2 separate regions of the Mus musculus genome follow, and region 2 is linked to region 1. A link is a loop called in an ENCODE intact Hi-C map of the cell type or tissue named here. Cell type or tissue: heart. All regions are shown on one strand. Each heading gives the region's core, and the rest is flanking DNA. Links, peaks and the distances in the headings are about the cores only.

Region 1 (8,184 bases), core at 1,325-6,324:
GCAGAGGCCAGGAGAGGGCACCAGATTCTCTGGAACTGGAATTATGAATGATTGTGAGCCACTATGTAGGAGTTGGGAATCCAACTGGATTGTCTTGAAGATCAGCAAGTGTTCTAAATAACTAAACCATCTTTTCAGGCCTCCAAAGTGAGGTTTTTGAACATGTTCTTCAAGTTCTCTGATCTGCCTCCCATCATGGAGGAAGCTCCAACTCAGTCCTTAGAGTCTCTGGTACTAGTTATAGGATCTCCTCTAGGTACGGAGTTTCCCCAACAAAACGACCTTTACCCACTGTTCTCGCTGAACCCCCTGAACACAGTGTAATCCTTTAGAACCATAGTGTGGATCAGGTACTTGTATGCCAGTACCCTGGAACACTGCCTTATTTATACATGTATTTATTGCTTATTCATGTTGCAACAAACAAATCCACAGCAGCACAAATTAAAAGAAAAAATACTAAATAATGGGGTTTCTAATTCCTGAAAAATGCTTTCTTACTAAAATGACATGTTATTTTGGCATGATTTATTAGTATTACAACTAAGGTACATAATCTGTGAAATAATTCAATGGTATGATTACAATAATTTGTGTTAAATATGACTGACTAGTAAGAATATCTAACTTCATGTATGAACATGATCACTTAAATAGGGACTGAAATCAATGTACAGATGGATTACCCTTCATCCAAAATGCTTGAGACTAGAAATGTTTCCGATTATTTTTTCTTTTTTCTTTTTTCTTTCTTAGATTTTGGAAAATTTGTGTATACATAGTGTGATATTTTGGAGAGAGTACTCAGTACTAAATGTAAAAGTCATTTGTTTCATGTACATTTAAAAAAAATCCAAGGTAACTTTATATGCTATTTTCAAATACTTTTGGGCATGAAAATGGCATCCTGTGTAGAGCATTCCATTTGTGGCATTTTTACTAGCATTCAAAAATTTGAGGTTTGTGGAGATGAAAGGGAGGCATACCTAATTCTGCATTCATGACAACAAGCAGATGTTTATATAAGTCATGAGTTAAAGTCATTTAATTTAGCAGGCCATAGAACTCAAATTGAATTCAATACTATTATCTGATCAGACATTAATCTTAACTAAAACTGCCTCTTTTCATCTTGGCTTAACCTCTTTTCAAAGTTTTCCCTGAAGGCTCGCAGTTTGGTTGAATAGATAAATGGACTTTTATTGCTGTGGTTCTTTATGATTGAATCTGTCACTAGATAATTTTATTAAGGAAAGGAGTTGAACTTTTCCGAGAAATTATTATAAAAAGTGATTCAATGTGATTCATTTTTAGAACACAGTACATTATGAACACATGTGAAGTAGAACAAAAAGTTTTTTAGGGGTTACTATTCATTGGTGGTGGGGCAAGAGGTAAGACTACTAAGACCCTTTAGAAGAAGTGTGAAAGTACTTTTCCTTGACTATATGTAAGTTTCTAGGAACATCATAAGGAAAGAAACATAATGCAAAAAAATAAAAACATACCTACATATTCACATTTGTAAAAGTTAAATATCAGAATAAAATGCCAATGGTTTTCAACTGAACTCATAACAAGTTATAGATTCAATAGTTTTATATAACTGTACACACATATATGCATGCATATAAAAATCCATCATAGTTCTATATCAAGCTGTAAGCATTAATGCATTACTTCTGTGTATAATGGAGGAGTGAGCCTTCACCTTTTTCACTTCTAGAGGATGCCCAAGGTGCTATGGTCATAGCCTCTTTATTTGACAGCCTATAAAACACTCTGCACTTAGAAAAAGTTCTTTGCTTCCAAGAACTCCAGGTGGTACGAGGTTCAACAAGATAATCCAACATCTCTACTCATCTTATTTAACCAGTTCAGCAAAATCAGTGGTTACTAGTGGCATATTCACTAGAAATTCCGAGGTTTCAATAATTACAATGTGGGCACATTTAGGGAACAACTATTTTGTCTACCACAAACCTGTAGGGAGACAAAAATATGAATTAAGCATATTTTATGTTGGATTTAGCATTGTGATCAATGTTAAAGATCTATGACAGGCAGAATCATGATAACTGGAAAAGTTATAGTAGCTAAGTGGTAGGCATTATATTGAAAGCTTTGTGTATACTAACACAACAGTGCTATGACATATTGTATAGTTAAGAAAACTAAGGCACATTTGTCTAAAATTGGTTGATAAATGGTAGAGTTTGCTATAACAATCCAAACCCTCTGGGTTCAGAGTTCATAAGCCTAATAATAATGACCACAGTCAATCACAACAAAGATGACCCATCATATTAGAATATATTCTGCTAATATAGTCCTATATTTGTAAAAGAAACATTGTATGGAAACAGGCAGAAAGACTTATGATTACTTTAATTTTATTTACTATCAATATTTTAATATGCTCCTTATCCACATTTGTTCAAGTTATCTAATCAGTTAAATGTTATTTTAGTGACTGTAAGGATAATTGTTACTGGTCTATTTGTTAAATGCAATAAAGACTGTGTAAACTTGTAGTGAAACTGCTCAGAGGAGATACACACCCAGGCATGAGAATTTTGTCATAGCTGAGTATGGAGTCACCTCTAACTGGCTTAGATGCTGTGTGCTCAGGACAGACAGTGAGTTGTCCTGAAAGAAAATGAAGTGGGTGTGAATAAACCTTGAAAAGCACTTTAAAGCCATTTGTCAAGGTGAGTCCAGATGGAGGTATGCAGATGTGTAGACATTTCCCCCACAGAATCAAGGTAATTAACAATAGTTATGTCATCAGACAAGTCAAGGAAAGCCCTTAGCACCTCATAGCTAAACACTTTATGACCTTCTTTCTAAGTGAAAATGCAATCGACTTTCCAATTTCAGACATCTCTTTTCTCTACACACTTCTATGGAACAGCTAGGACTCTCAGCTGTGATTAATGTTCCTTCCAGGAAGGTGTTTAGTTCCAGGGACAAAAGGAAAAGCAACAAGAAAGGTACAGCCACCTCAAGGAATGGGATTGCATCTGTAACTAGGGCACCTTTGCAGAAGCCCGGCATTAGCTATGTTGTGTATAAAGGACGTGATAGGAATTTACTTCACAAAGAAGTAAATACTTAAACACCCTCTAAACATGTTTAGTATCACTTCTGGGTGAAACTAGAAGATGGCTGAGAAACTCATTAAAATATCAATGATGGTGTATTGCACAGTGATTTGGGACACCAATTTTTATTTACAGAAGATGAGCATTCCAACTTGACTGTTCTGTCTGAGAACATGCATCTCTTTTATAGAGATACTTCTCCTGCCTAATATTTTAGTTTCTTTTACTTGGGAATTGGCATTGTATCACTTCCCAGGTTTCCTGTAATGAATGAGACAATGTGATGTAGATTCATCAAGTAGATACTAGTTGCATACAATACTGAATTACCATCAATTACATTTGTCGTTGCTACTATACCAGTAAAATATCTACCATAAAAGCCCTTGAGGAATATTTTATTTGATTGGGTTTCCCTTAAGGCAGATACCAGATACAAGATTACATCACAATTGCTTTATTTGAAAGTTGTCCCAGGAAGTCATGGGGACTGGAGCAGAGAGATGAGATGAAATGAAATGGTTACTATTGTAGAGAATCAGGACTGAATGCTGGTGGAGACCCCATGGCATGGACTAATCTGTTTTTGGCATTTCCAATATGTGCGTTGAAAAGGCTGAGGTCATCATCCCCCACCTCTCCTCCGTTGCCCGATAAAGATGGGTTTCAAGGAAATCATTTTATTTCTTAGCCAAGAGCCTCCTCTGCTTAGGAAACAATTCAGTGTGCCCACAAAAAGAGAGGAATGCCATGTGTTGAAAGGTCATAGTTCAGTGATTAAGAATGAGGAAGAAATAGTGACTACAGATAGAATTACGTTTTACGGTACAGTCTAAATGATTCTCAAGCTGATGCTGATGGAAGGGAGACTAGGTCCTCAGTGTGGGTAAAGTTACCATACACAAATGTCGTTTTTCAAGGAGGCTTAAGTCCTACTTGTCTCACGAACCTTGTTGGTTAGCTTTTTTTCTTTTTTTCCGGTTTTACATCTCTAACGATGGTATTTTTTAGCTCCATGAACAGTTCTTTTCACTCACAGCACTTTATTCCAATGGCTTTACTATCCAGTGGATCTCAACAGTACACCCTCTCTCTGTAGCCAGATTAGGAATGCTTTCAGTAGCTGTTGGGACTGTAAATGAAATGCCCTCTTCTGAACACCAAGGTCTAAATGACCATCACTTGCTCCAGCATGTTTTTCCCTTCAGCTTTTTACCCGTAGGTGGCAGCAACAGGCTCCAGAGTGCGTGTCCGCAGGTAACTGCTGCTGTCAAACCTGGAGTATGACCAAGCAAGGACACATAACCAACCGGATGGTGCATGAGGTCTGGTAGATAAGTGCTCAAATTTCATCGGCTCCTTCCATTGTTAAGAAAGCAGTCTGAAGCACCAAAACCAAACTCCTACATTTCCTCTGGCTCCCTACATTTTGCAACTTCAAGAGGCAATTCCGTTCGGTCCTTGTAGCAGGCTAATCTTTGAAACTCTGGAATCTCTGTCCCTTGCTGTCCTTGCCTCGTGCCAAGCACAGGACTGTTGGTTGGCCGCCACCGTGTCCACTTCTCTCCCTCCGCTCTTTGCTGTAAGTGCATGCAGGTTTTCCAGTGGGGAAGAATGCCTTAGCGGCACCCCAGTTGATATCTCACCATCCCTTTTCATAACCGTACTTTCACACACACACACACACACACACACACACACACACACACACACACACACACACACCACAGCTTGCACGTGTAATGCTTCTGGCAGGGTTGCCTCAGCAAGACCGATACCAACAAAGCAAGGCATCGCCAAGCAAGCAAGCAAGCAAGCACGCAAGCAAGCAAGCAAGCCAGCCAGCCATGCCACCGGGACTCCTCCGACCCGATCCCTCGCGTTGTTCCCGCAGTCAACGCCCCCGCAGCTCCCAGGCACCGCGACACCACGCCCGCAACGGCCAGGGCTGCTGCCCGCCACGACCTCTGAGAAGTTGTTGATTGGGAGGGGATCCGCTCATCTAGGCAAGGGGAAGGGCGCCGCAGGGCGTCCGCGCGGCCCCCGCAGCCGCCCCGCCCCTGGGCCCCGCACGCGGAGCGCAGAACAGAGGCGCCCGGCGCGCATCTCAGCCGCCCCGGGAGCCCGCGCACCCGTGCGTGGGGAGGGAGTGCGGGGCGGGCGAGCGCTCGTCGGGCGTGGGCCGCAACTTGGCGGGCCAGATGCCCCAGGGCTCGGCGGCGCTGTCTGCCTGCCGCTGCTGCCCCTGCGGGGCCCGGGCGCGTCTCCTTGGGCGGCGCTGCCCGCGGCGCTGGGAGTGCAGTGAACGAGTAAAGGTATGTGTGGCGGGCGCGGCTGGGGCAGCCGCCGCCGCGCAGGACACTGTCACTTCCCTGGACATTGGCAGCGGCATCTGGGAGCCCTAGAGCCCTGGGCAGGTTCTCCTGTCCTTCCCCACGATCTGATTGGATAAACTGGGGCCTCGACGGTGGCCGACGTGGGACAGCCTGGCTGTGGCAGGGGTCTCGGAAACCATGGGTTATTGCAGTGGCAGGTGCACGCTTATCTTTATCTGTGGCATGCAACTGGTAAGTGACGCTTGGGTTCTCTTATTCTCTTATGTACCATTGAGAGAGTGGGCAGGGAGTGTAGTAAGAGATCTGCCATTGAGCAGGACGGAAGGGAAAAGAAGAGATAAAAGATGCCACATATTACCTGTATTTAAAATGATTTTAGGGGTGCAGCAGAAGTGAGCCTTTCTGCCTTTCCCCGTTTCTGTCCCTCTAAGGACAGTTTTGCAGGTGCAGGTTAAACTTGTTATCTTTAATTTCTTTAAGGGAGTGGAGATGTTGCTCTCCTTTTATGCTTGGCATTCTTGCTAATGTGAACAGGATGGTTGTCATATATATTTTACTATATATGCGTGTAAGTTGAAAAGCAGATTTTCAGGCTTTTATATACTTGTTTTGAAGTATTTATTTATCGTCGCTTGATATTTTCTTAGAATATATTGTCTTATAATTTTCTTAAAAACTCCTTGTTTAGGTCAGATGTGTTCTAGCAGCATTCTGAACTAAAAAGCCACAGTGAGTTCTAAAAGTATGTAGATCAGAGAGAGATACTTAAACTCTGCAACACCATTGCCCCAGAGTGGACCTTTAAAACATAAGAGCTACAAAAATTCCAAGAAGAAATAATATCTTGTCTTCCATAATGTACAATATTGCCACTGAAATTGATGCTATTGTTTGATCTCACAGGATGGGGGATTGTATGTAAGTTTGGAAGAATATCCTATTGCTGCTTTTAAAAAGCCAAGAATGCAAATAATGTCTCGATTTCAATTCCTAAAGGCAATAGGAGGAGGGGCTTAGGGGAAGATAGGGTGAAAATTTATGTCAGTGGCAAATGGTTAATTTGAAATAGGGGGCACTTCTGCAACACCAAGTAGCTTTCCATAGAAAGTATAAATTAGTCTAAACAGTTCCCCTTATTTGTTTTATAAAGGGTTGGGGGCTGTAGAATGGAAGACAATTATTGAAAATCCAGTCATCGCAGGGTGTTTAAATGAACAAGAATTTGCTATTAAAACTGACAAAAGAATTTCTTAAGTTTTCTTCACTGTTTATCACTTGCAAAGACCTGCAGAGGGTTCTTCTTTTATTTCTTTCTTTTCTCTTTCTTTTTTCCTTTAAAAAAACTTACTTAAAGTGTTTGAGGCATCTCAGCTCTGGTATCCCACCGCCACCCAGGAAAGTCCTGGATGGTGTATTCCTTAATCTGTGAATTGTGTATTATGGACTTGGTTGTAAGGGAAAAGAAGAGATCTAATTTTAGGAGCTTTATGTATTCTCAATGCTATGTAAACCAGCTTCTATATCTCTACCCCAGATTCATATAAGTATTGCAGCAAAGAACTATTGCCATTAACAATAGAGCTAACCAGAGTTTACTTTGTAAAACTACCAATGTAACCCAAATATTCCAAGTTGCATTGCATTTCCCAAACATGTGTGTGTGTTGTATAGGTTTCAGAATAGTCTATATTTGCAGTATCACAGTTGTAAAGTGTAAAACTAAGAATAGGTTGGTGGGTAGAACATTCTTATATTCCTCTCAGTTTAGAAACATGGAAGTTAACTCTAAATTGTTTAACGTGAGAGGAGCTTTATTAATGTGGTAGGGCAATTGTATGTAGGGCAACTGTATGTATTGGGATCAGATGACATTTTGTATGATGAATATAAATTCTTAAAATAATTGGAAAATATAAATATACCAGTGAGGAAGCTAAATATACAAACATGATACAGCTGTAGATTTCTTCTGTTGCTCTCTCTCTCTCTCTCTCTCTCTCTCTCTCTCTCTCTCTCTCTCTCTCTCGTGTGTGTGCATATATGCAACTATTTCTTGTAGAGGAGCTAGAATACTTAATGGAAAAGAAACCTTAATAATGACTATGTTCTCCAACAAAATAGAGTTGGCTGTAAGACAGGCATGTTCAGCCTAAGCAAGCGCACAGCTAGGGGTCCTGAGAAGTATTCTATGCTTCATGAGAAAATCCTGGTCTTTTTCCTTTCCCTCTTCTTGTGCCACCAGACTAATATAATTAGCAGCCATGTTAATGCAGAGATAGAACAAAAACAAAGGAGAAAGACAATTAATTGTTCTAATGGAGTGAAATAGTAAAAGCCTGTAGGGCATAAGAGATTCTTGTTCATTGCTGTGTTGTAGAGATATTTATGCAATCTGACATAAAGTAACTCTTTGCAAAGTGTTGTGGAACACCTATGAGTGGAAGTACATGTTTCACTCTATGTTTATAGATACAAAATTTTGGCACATCTTTGGGTTAGTCTGGGAAAATTTTATTTTACATAAAAACCATATTCCCAGCCTAAGTTTTGACTTGTTGTATCATTGGCTGGCAGAGAGATTCCAGTTTTGTTGACTTCTGAAATGTTCAGTGTGTTGAGACTTTTATGCCTGCTTTACTTTCATAAACACAACCTGAGATTTGTTAAAACTACTGGAAGCCAAAGATACCTAAGATTAAATTCTCTTTTTATTAAATAACTTAAGTTTCTAAAAGCATTAATCT
Region 2 (8,184 bases), core at 1,232-6,231, 180 kb before region 1:
ACAATAACTCAATTGAATGTAACCCAGTACCAGCACAGGGAAACTTGCCTGGCTTTAAGAGACAGCAAGTTCAGATTCTATATTCTTATTACTAGGAGTTCTCCCTAGGGTGACCCTCATAGACTCCAGGAACTTTCATTACATTAGGTCTCCACACTGTCCCCCAATTGCTGCTGTCTTTTTCATCATTTTCCCCTCCATCCCATCTCACTATGCCTGATCCCTCCTGCTTCCATCTCTACCAGCTCCCAGTCTACCAGTAATATCTATTTTATTTCCCTTTCTCTGGAGAAATCCATGGTTTCTTACCTGCTAAAGACTTTCTTTTTACCTAACCTGCCTGAGTCTAAAAATTGTGCTTGATTATCATTACTTAATGGCTAACATCCACTTATAAGTGAATACATAGTATATATTTTTTTTCCTAGTATCCATTTGTCTTCAAATTTCGGGACTTCTTTCTCTTTCTTTCTTTCTTTCTTTCTTTCTTTCTTTCTTTCTTTCTTTCTTTCTTTCTTTCTTTCTTTCTTTCTTTCTTCCTTTCTTTCTTTTTCCCAACAGCTGAGTTGCCAAGTCCTGCAAGGTCCTTGGCAGTTAGCGCCTGAACCTGGTTCAACCTCTACTTGGAGTAAGAGGTGTTTGGGAGCAGTGGAAGGATTCTGCTTGAGACACCTCTCTAGATAGCTCATCTAGACAGCTTAGCTCTAGTAAACCAAATTCTAGTCCCTTATTTTCATATCAATTTAGCCATGTACCCCAGGTTCCCTTTTGGTCATTCCATGAATCAGCATTTTATTGCCTTAGTCACTTGATTCTTAAAAAAAGACAAGAACTTTTTTTTTTTTTTTTAACATAGCAAATGAACTCTGAGACCTGCCTGACTTTGTAATCACAAACAATAAGCTTTGCTGAGTGGAATTCTAATCTGAGACCACTACTACCACCATGCCTAGACCTAAACTCTGTCTCAGTCTGACCTTGAACTCAGAAATCTGCCTGCCTTTGTAAACCCAAACAATAAGTTTAGCTGGGTGGTATCCTGTCCTGAGATCACTACTTCCTCATTTCCTAGTACCCCTTTATTATTTGAACCATGAGCTTTGGTTTTTTGTTTTGTTTTTTTAAAACTATTCCTTTCCTTTTATCAACTCATTAGTGCAGCTGTCTCTGTTCTTTCAGGTTCATGAAGCCCCTCATACAATTCATATTGCCTCCTTATGTTTTGCATAGTTGAGAAATCCTGCTGATATTTTCTTGAACTCGGGCTTTTATAGTTCTTTACCCACAGTCTTATGGGCTGCCCTGAAGGTTTCAATGTTCACCGCTTTGCTAAAGAACACCAGACACACTCTCCTGTCCTGGACTTGTGTTGTTTCAAATTATCATGAAATCATTAAGCTTGGCAGGGAGAACATTCCCAGATAAATTTGGCAGAGAGATTATTTCCTGAAGGAGAGACATGAAATTATATATATATATATATATATATATGTATGTATGTATATACCAACAAGCATTATGCCTAGCAACCATCAGTTTTGCTGGTTCTGCTCCATTGTCAGGAACTATGTCATGCCATCCCTTCTGCAGTCATGTAGGACTTGGCACTGACTAATGCTCCTTTATGTAAATGTACCATATATTTTAAATCCATTCTTTTCTTGGGGGACATATAGTTTGTTTCCATTTTCTGGGTATTATGAATAATACTATAGTAAACATCGTTAAGCAAGTGATTTTATGGTAGGATAGAGTATCCTTTTGATATTTGCCTAAGGAAGGATAACCAAGTCTAGCATTAAGGTTGGTTCCCAATTTTCTGAAGCATCACTGTATTGATTTCGATAGTGGCTATATGAGTTTGCACTCCCATCAGCAATGAAGGAGTGTTTCAATTGCTACACATCCTCCTCACCATGAGCTGTTATTTGTATTATTGATCTTGACCATTTTGACAGTTGTTAAGATGGAATCTCAGAGTAGTTTTGATTTGCATTTTCCTGATGAACATGTATTTAAGTGTTTCACAGACATTTGAAATTCCTCAGTTGAGAATTTTCTGTTTTCATCTATATCACAATTTAATTGGACTATTTGAGTTGAGATTTTTAAAAAAAAATTGGATATTAATCCTCTGTTAGATGTGGAGTTGGTAAAAATCTTTCCCTTATTATGTAGGCTGCTACTTTTTTCAATTGACAGTGTGAACTTTGCATTTTCATGAAGTCCTATTCATTATTTTTTTATTATTATTATCATAGGGCAGGCATTATTAGTGTTCTGCTCAGGAAGTTTTCTCCTGTGCCAGTGTATTTCAGGCTATTCTCCATGTCATTCAAGTTCAGTGTATTTGGTTTTCTTGAGATCTTTGATTCACTTGGTTTGTATAGGGAGATAGATATGGTTCTATTTGCATTCCTCTACATGCAGACATCCAGTTAGAGCAGCACCATTTTTGGAAGATACTTTCTTTATTCAGTGTGTATATCTGGCTTCTTTATCATTAGTTAAGATCCAAAAGGTGTGTGGTTTTTATCTGGGTCTTTGATTCCATTGATCAATATGTCCACTTTTATGACAATACCATGTAGTTTTTATCATATGAGCTCTGTGATAGAACTTGAAATCATGGATGGTGATACATCCCAATTATTTTTATTGTTCAGGATGGATTCAGTTATCCTGGGTTTTTTTTTTGTTTGTTTGTTTGTTTTTATCCATATGAAATTGAAAATTATCTTGCCAAAGTCTGTAAACAATTGTGTGGGGAATTTGATGGGGATTGCATTGAACCTGTTAAGTTCTTTTGGTAGGACAGCCATTTTCATTATATTAACCTCAGAGAATTATGCACATGGGAGATCTTTCCATATTCTGAAGTTTGTTTGTTTGTTTGTTTGTTTGTTTTTTAATTTCTTTCTTCAGAGACTTAAAGTTCTTGTCATACAGGTCTTTCACCTACTTGGGTAGAGTTAGTCCCAAGATATTTTATATCTTTGTAGATATTGTAAGGGGTGTTATTTCCTTGATTTCTTTCTCAATCCATTTGTCATTTGTATTTAGGTGGGCTACCATTTTCTTTGAGTTAATAACCTTGTATGCAGCCACTTCTCTGCAAGTATTTATCAGCTGTAGGAGTTTCCTGATAGAAATGTAGGACCACGTTTGTGTACAAAATGAATAAAGAAATAAAAAAAAAACATAATTGTTCCTAGGTATAGTAGAGGAGAAAATTTATTATGAAAAAAAGGAAGAACAGAGTCAGAGGCAAGGGAATCTGGGAGAGTACAAAATGAACATGACCAGACTAAGCCAGACCATGTGAAGAGTGGGGGAGAAAAGAGAAAGACTGGTAGAAATGAGATACAGAGTATACAAAATGACCAGGTACCACAATGGTTGTATACGGAAGGGCAACTGGTTGGTGGGCAAGGAGAGCCCAGTCTCTCCAGTATCTCTGCTGAAGAATTTTAGGGTAAGGGTGGGGTATGGCAGTCAAATGACAATGTAAAAGGCAGGGATTAAGGGATGTTGGCAGCCAGATCTGCTTTGATATGTGAAATAAGCAACTCAGTCTTTTGTGTCAAGTTTGGGACCTAACATAGAGTATCTGTAAACAAACATGCTTTGACTTCTTTCTATCCAATTTGTACCTCCTTGATTTCCTTCAGTTGTCATACTGCTCTAGCTAAAACTTCAAGTAGGATATTGCATAGGTATGGAGATAGTAGACAAGTTTGTGTTGTGTGTGATTTTAGTGGAATTGCTTTAAGATTATCTCCATTTAAATTGATGTTGTCTATAGGCTTGCTGTAAATTGTCTTTATTATGTTTTCGAGTGTTCCTTGTATCCCTAATTTCTTCAGGACTTTGATAATAATCAGATGTTGATTTCGTCATAGGCCCTTTCTGTATATAATTAAATGATCACATGGGGTTTTTTTGAGGGGGGGTTCCTTCAGTTTTTTTTTTAATATGGTAAATTATATTCACTGATTTTTGTATATTGAACTATCTCTGGTAGGAAGCCTATTTGATCATGGTGGATGTTCTTTTTGAGGGTTTCTTGGATTCAGTTTACAAGTATTTTTTGCCTGCATTAAACCAAACAATTTTTTTTTAACTTTTTACTTATACTTTGTGAATTTCACATCGTGTATCTCAAACATACTCATCCCCCATCCCTTTATCTGCCCTTGCAACCTCTACCCCCCCCCCCAACAAAAAAAAATAAAAATAAAACAGAAACAAAGCATCTATTGTGAAAGCTGCACTGTGTCCCACAATATATACCCTTTTACACAAAGAGTTTTACTTCTGCTTCACTGTTAATACTGGATCCTCACAGGAACTACTCTTGGACATAATGTTGTTGGCCTGTGTCATGAGATCCTATAGCTTTGAATCTGCCGGTCAGGCACCATTATGTGCTCCAGAAGTTCATAAATGGAGTTAATGTTGGAGTGAGACAACTCATAACCCTGAATCTGTGCCTGGCTGGTAACTGATCTTTCCCATGCCATAACACACCATGGCAGATAGGGGCAGGAACCAAACAAGAGCAGGGGGTTGGGAGGGGAGGAAAAAAGGAAAGGAAAGGAAAGGAAAGGAAAGGAAAGGAAAGGAAAGGAAAGGAAAGGAAAGGAAAGGAAAGGAAAGGAAAGGAAAGGAAAGGAAAGGAAAGGAAAGGAGAAGAGAGAGTGAACTTTTCCCTCTTGGCCTCAGTTGAAGAAATTGAAGTGTCTTACCAGAAAGAGGTGACAGGAAGAAAAACAGGCAGACACCAACTATATTTGGTAAGAACACATTTGGCCTTTTAAGTCTCCTTAAAGAAACTAGGAACATTAGAAATGATCTCAAGAACGTAAATTGTATCTGACTTAATTTGATTTTAAAATCTTATCACATGAACTAGAAATTCCTTTGAGGTTTCCAGTTGATATTCCTTGTCTTCAGAATCACAAGAGGGAAAAAGATTAATGCAATGATTAGTTCTTTAATATTTCTCAACTTGAGCATTTCTGTTCACATCATTTTAAATTGGTTTGTGTTCTACTGGTATTATGGAAACTTTTTCTGCCTTCATTTTCTGAGTTTCTTTCTTTAATCATAGGTTAAAGGCCATCCCATATACTTAATTTGCCATAAGGTTATTTCAGAAGCTGTGTAATGCAGATCACTCTTCAGTTTGGAAGGCATTCCTGAGCAATTATAAACTTTCCCCTCTTTGATTCTGACTCATAAAGAGTTTGGTCTCTGATATCAGGTTCCTTCCCTCACACACATTTGACATTGTCAAACATTCCCTTGCAAACTTGCCTAGTCAGTCCAGCATCCATCGGGCTAGCAGAGGCGGGGGAGGGATTACTGTTCCTGGCATCTTTCCTCCTCTGCTGCTATCCCTGTTGGGATCTTCAGTGTCCTGAACTGAGAGGCCCCATGGAGACCATAAATTCATCTAGCTGCTTTCGATTCTACAGCCTTTTATATGTGACTTTCATTGTGAATCTTTGGTTGCTGCTCAAATGTAATTTATGCCTTTTCATTTCTTTATAAAAGCATAAATACCATTCTTACGAAAAATAAAATATCTGGTGACTAATTTTAGATACAAATTTATTTTTTTTCTTTTAGATACATTGAACAGAGATTTCTGGTTCCTAATATTGAAAGAAAATTACAATGTCATCCTGTTCTTTGCATTTTGATGTTTGACTTTATCAACAGTTGCTTTGTTTTGTCTGGTTTATTGTTGCTAAACACCAGCTAGATTCCCCAACCTTGTGTGCCTACCTATCAATAAGGGAATATACCTATTAGTCACAAGGAACAAAAGAGAGATAATGGTGGTAGGAGTATGAAGACAAAGGCTCACATCAGATACTGCAAATACCAAACAGAGATAGTGAACCAGAAATTGCTTGAATCTATACATCTTAAAGCCTTCTTTGTATGGTGTGAGCCAGGCTAGATTTCAGTGCTAACAAGACAAGGAAGACAAGAGCTTTAACTGCAAACAGCTCATTCTATTAAAATAATGAAAAATAAAACCAAGAGTCACACCACAAACCAAGGAACATAGTGTAAATGTGGGCATTGAGAGCAGAAATGTGGTTTTAAAAGAACAGAAAATAAACTAAAGGAAATAATTGAGTTGGATCTTTATGTGTACAACTTGATAATATAAGAGGTGGTTGAAGACAAATCATCCAAGTAGTTCAAATATCTCAGGAGGAAAAAAAAATGAACTTTAATTCAATAGGACTTGACCAAAAGTGATCATAATAACCACAAAAAGAAACTGAAGAAAGATACAAAGATTGTAGCAGTTTGAATGAGATGTGTCCAGTCTCAGACATTTGGTATTTGGTCCCATGTAGAATGAATTGTTTGGAGCTTTGGAAGAAACTTAGTCTATGGAAGTAGGCTTTGAGAGTATATAGACTCAAGCCATTTTTGGTTCACTATCTCTGTTTGGTATCTGCAGCATAAGATATAAGCCCTCATGTCTCTGCTCAGCCTTCTCGGACTATAATCTTCTGGAGCTAGAAGCCTTAGTCATGATATTTTATCACTGTTGGTATCAGGAACTGATGTGGACGATTGTTTCTGAACCCAGTGGCATTACACATAGACGGCAGGGACAGAACATCTGTTGTCATGGCAGCCGCCATACAGTCCCATAATTTACTTGGCTCACTTCCCACCTTTACCTGAGAGTGGCTATGTCACAACCCAAATATAAGGCAGACCCTTCTAGATCCCTCTTTCTCTGTGTTTACTTTTTGTCTTCATCACTACCTTTGCCCTCTTCCCTGACAATAAACCCCACATAGAGCTATATTCACCTGGTGTGATCTGTCGGGACATTAGTTGGGATTCTAAGAATTCTAACACAACTTTGGTGCTGAAACCCGGGAATCGCTACCCAGGAGTGCTGCAGAAACTGGCCATGACAGATCAACTGTGACTGTGTCACTTGGACTGCTGCTGCTGCTGCCACTGCCACCACTGCCTGCCGTCACCACCCGCACCTTGTGGATTTCAACTGCAGCTGCAGATCACTGACACCTGCCGCTGCAAGACTCAGGCTGCTACCGTGTGATCTATGTCAGTGTGATCCACCACGTAGAGCTAGCCACTGTCACCTGGGTTACACATTCGGATGGACCCACACCAACCATAGAGTTCCACGTTTCCTGCATCCAAATTTCAAAAACCCTCAAACATACAGTGGTATATTGTAAGTGGTAAGGTGTTTCTTCCAGTCGTTGGGAAGAACCCTAAATGCCCAGGTAGGTCCTGGACAGCCTTTTTTGGGGCTAAGGGGTTGGCATTTCATAACAATGGTCCTTATGATCAGCCTTCTAGCTGACGTACAAGATAGGACTTTGACCCTTGGGTGACTTCCCTTCTCAGAAAGCAGTTTATAAACCTCTTGCAACCATTCAGAGATTCCTAGATGTAAGTTGAAATGCTTTCTATTGAATCTGGGATTCTGCCATAGCCTCTAGATGTTCACATGAAGACCTGGCTATTGAGCCTGGCTGTATACTTGTAACTCATTACTGAACTCTTTTCAGGACACCAGTACAAATAGTTCAATAACATCCCCATCACCCAATGTGTGCTACATTGTCTTCGAATGTATCCCCAGACCCCCACTGGGTTGTCTCCTAGAAAAATCTCAAATCTTCATGGTTAATGTCTGACTTAAGGGCATTAAAACTAGTACATCTCTACAATAAGGTCTAGATTCAGTACCCATTAGACAATGGCTCCAAGAGGCCACTTAATGGCACACTAGATCCAATTATTTTAAGGGATCCCTGTACATACGGCCAGCAGTCTAGCAAATGGATGGAGGTTTCCTATGCTCAAGCATTTATCTATCATTGCTCCAAGCAATCTATGTGTTCTTTTTGTTCCCAACTCAGCTTCTCTTAGCCATGAAAGCTACACTGCCTACACCAGATGATGCTATAATAATCGTCCCAGCTAACAAACTGTCTTCTTTCCACTGCAGACCTGTTTCCATGCCTCCAAAAATCCAAACTGCTGCCTCAGTTTCTCCACACCAGGATACCTCACAGCCTAATATCTTGATCCCTGAAGACCTCTCCCTTCATCTTGTGCCAGCTGCAGGTCGCTCAATTTCCCTGTATTGGCACCGAACTTCACCCT

The links. Hi-C counts contacts between places; a loop is a spot of excess contacts. Peaks named below come from ENCODE experiments on the same cell type or tissue, not always from the same donor. Only the 100,000 strongest peaks of a DNase experiment are listed, where the experiment ranks them.
Region 2: it touches region 1 in a loop (2.9-fold over the local background); 5 of 42 quality-filtered maps call a loop at or near these places.

The regions. Positions count from the first base shown.
Region 1 is chr10:32,887,130-32,895,313 of GRCm38, reverse strand. It overlaps Nkain2 (Na+/K+ transporting ATPase interacting 2), which reads left to right and starts at 5,399. Exons shown (of 7, transcript NM_001013411.2): 1 at 5,399-5,671. The coding sequence starts at 5,618. In heart, for the core only: a CTCF peak has its summit at 4,321 (motif pointing right); DNase peaks (open chromatin) are centred at 4,873 and 5,553; H3K4me3 peaks cover 1,653 bases; H3K27ac peaks cover 1,060 bases; H3K27me3 peaks cover 693 bases.
Region 2 is chr10:33,070,469-33,078,652 of GRCm38, reverse strand. No RefSeq gene overlaps it. Among named protein-coding and RNA genes, the nearest start is that of Trdn, 8.9 kb to the left of the region's middle. In heart, for the core only: no CTCF peak of the experiment used is centred there; no DNase peak of the experiment used is centred there.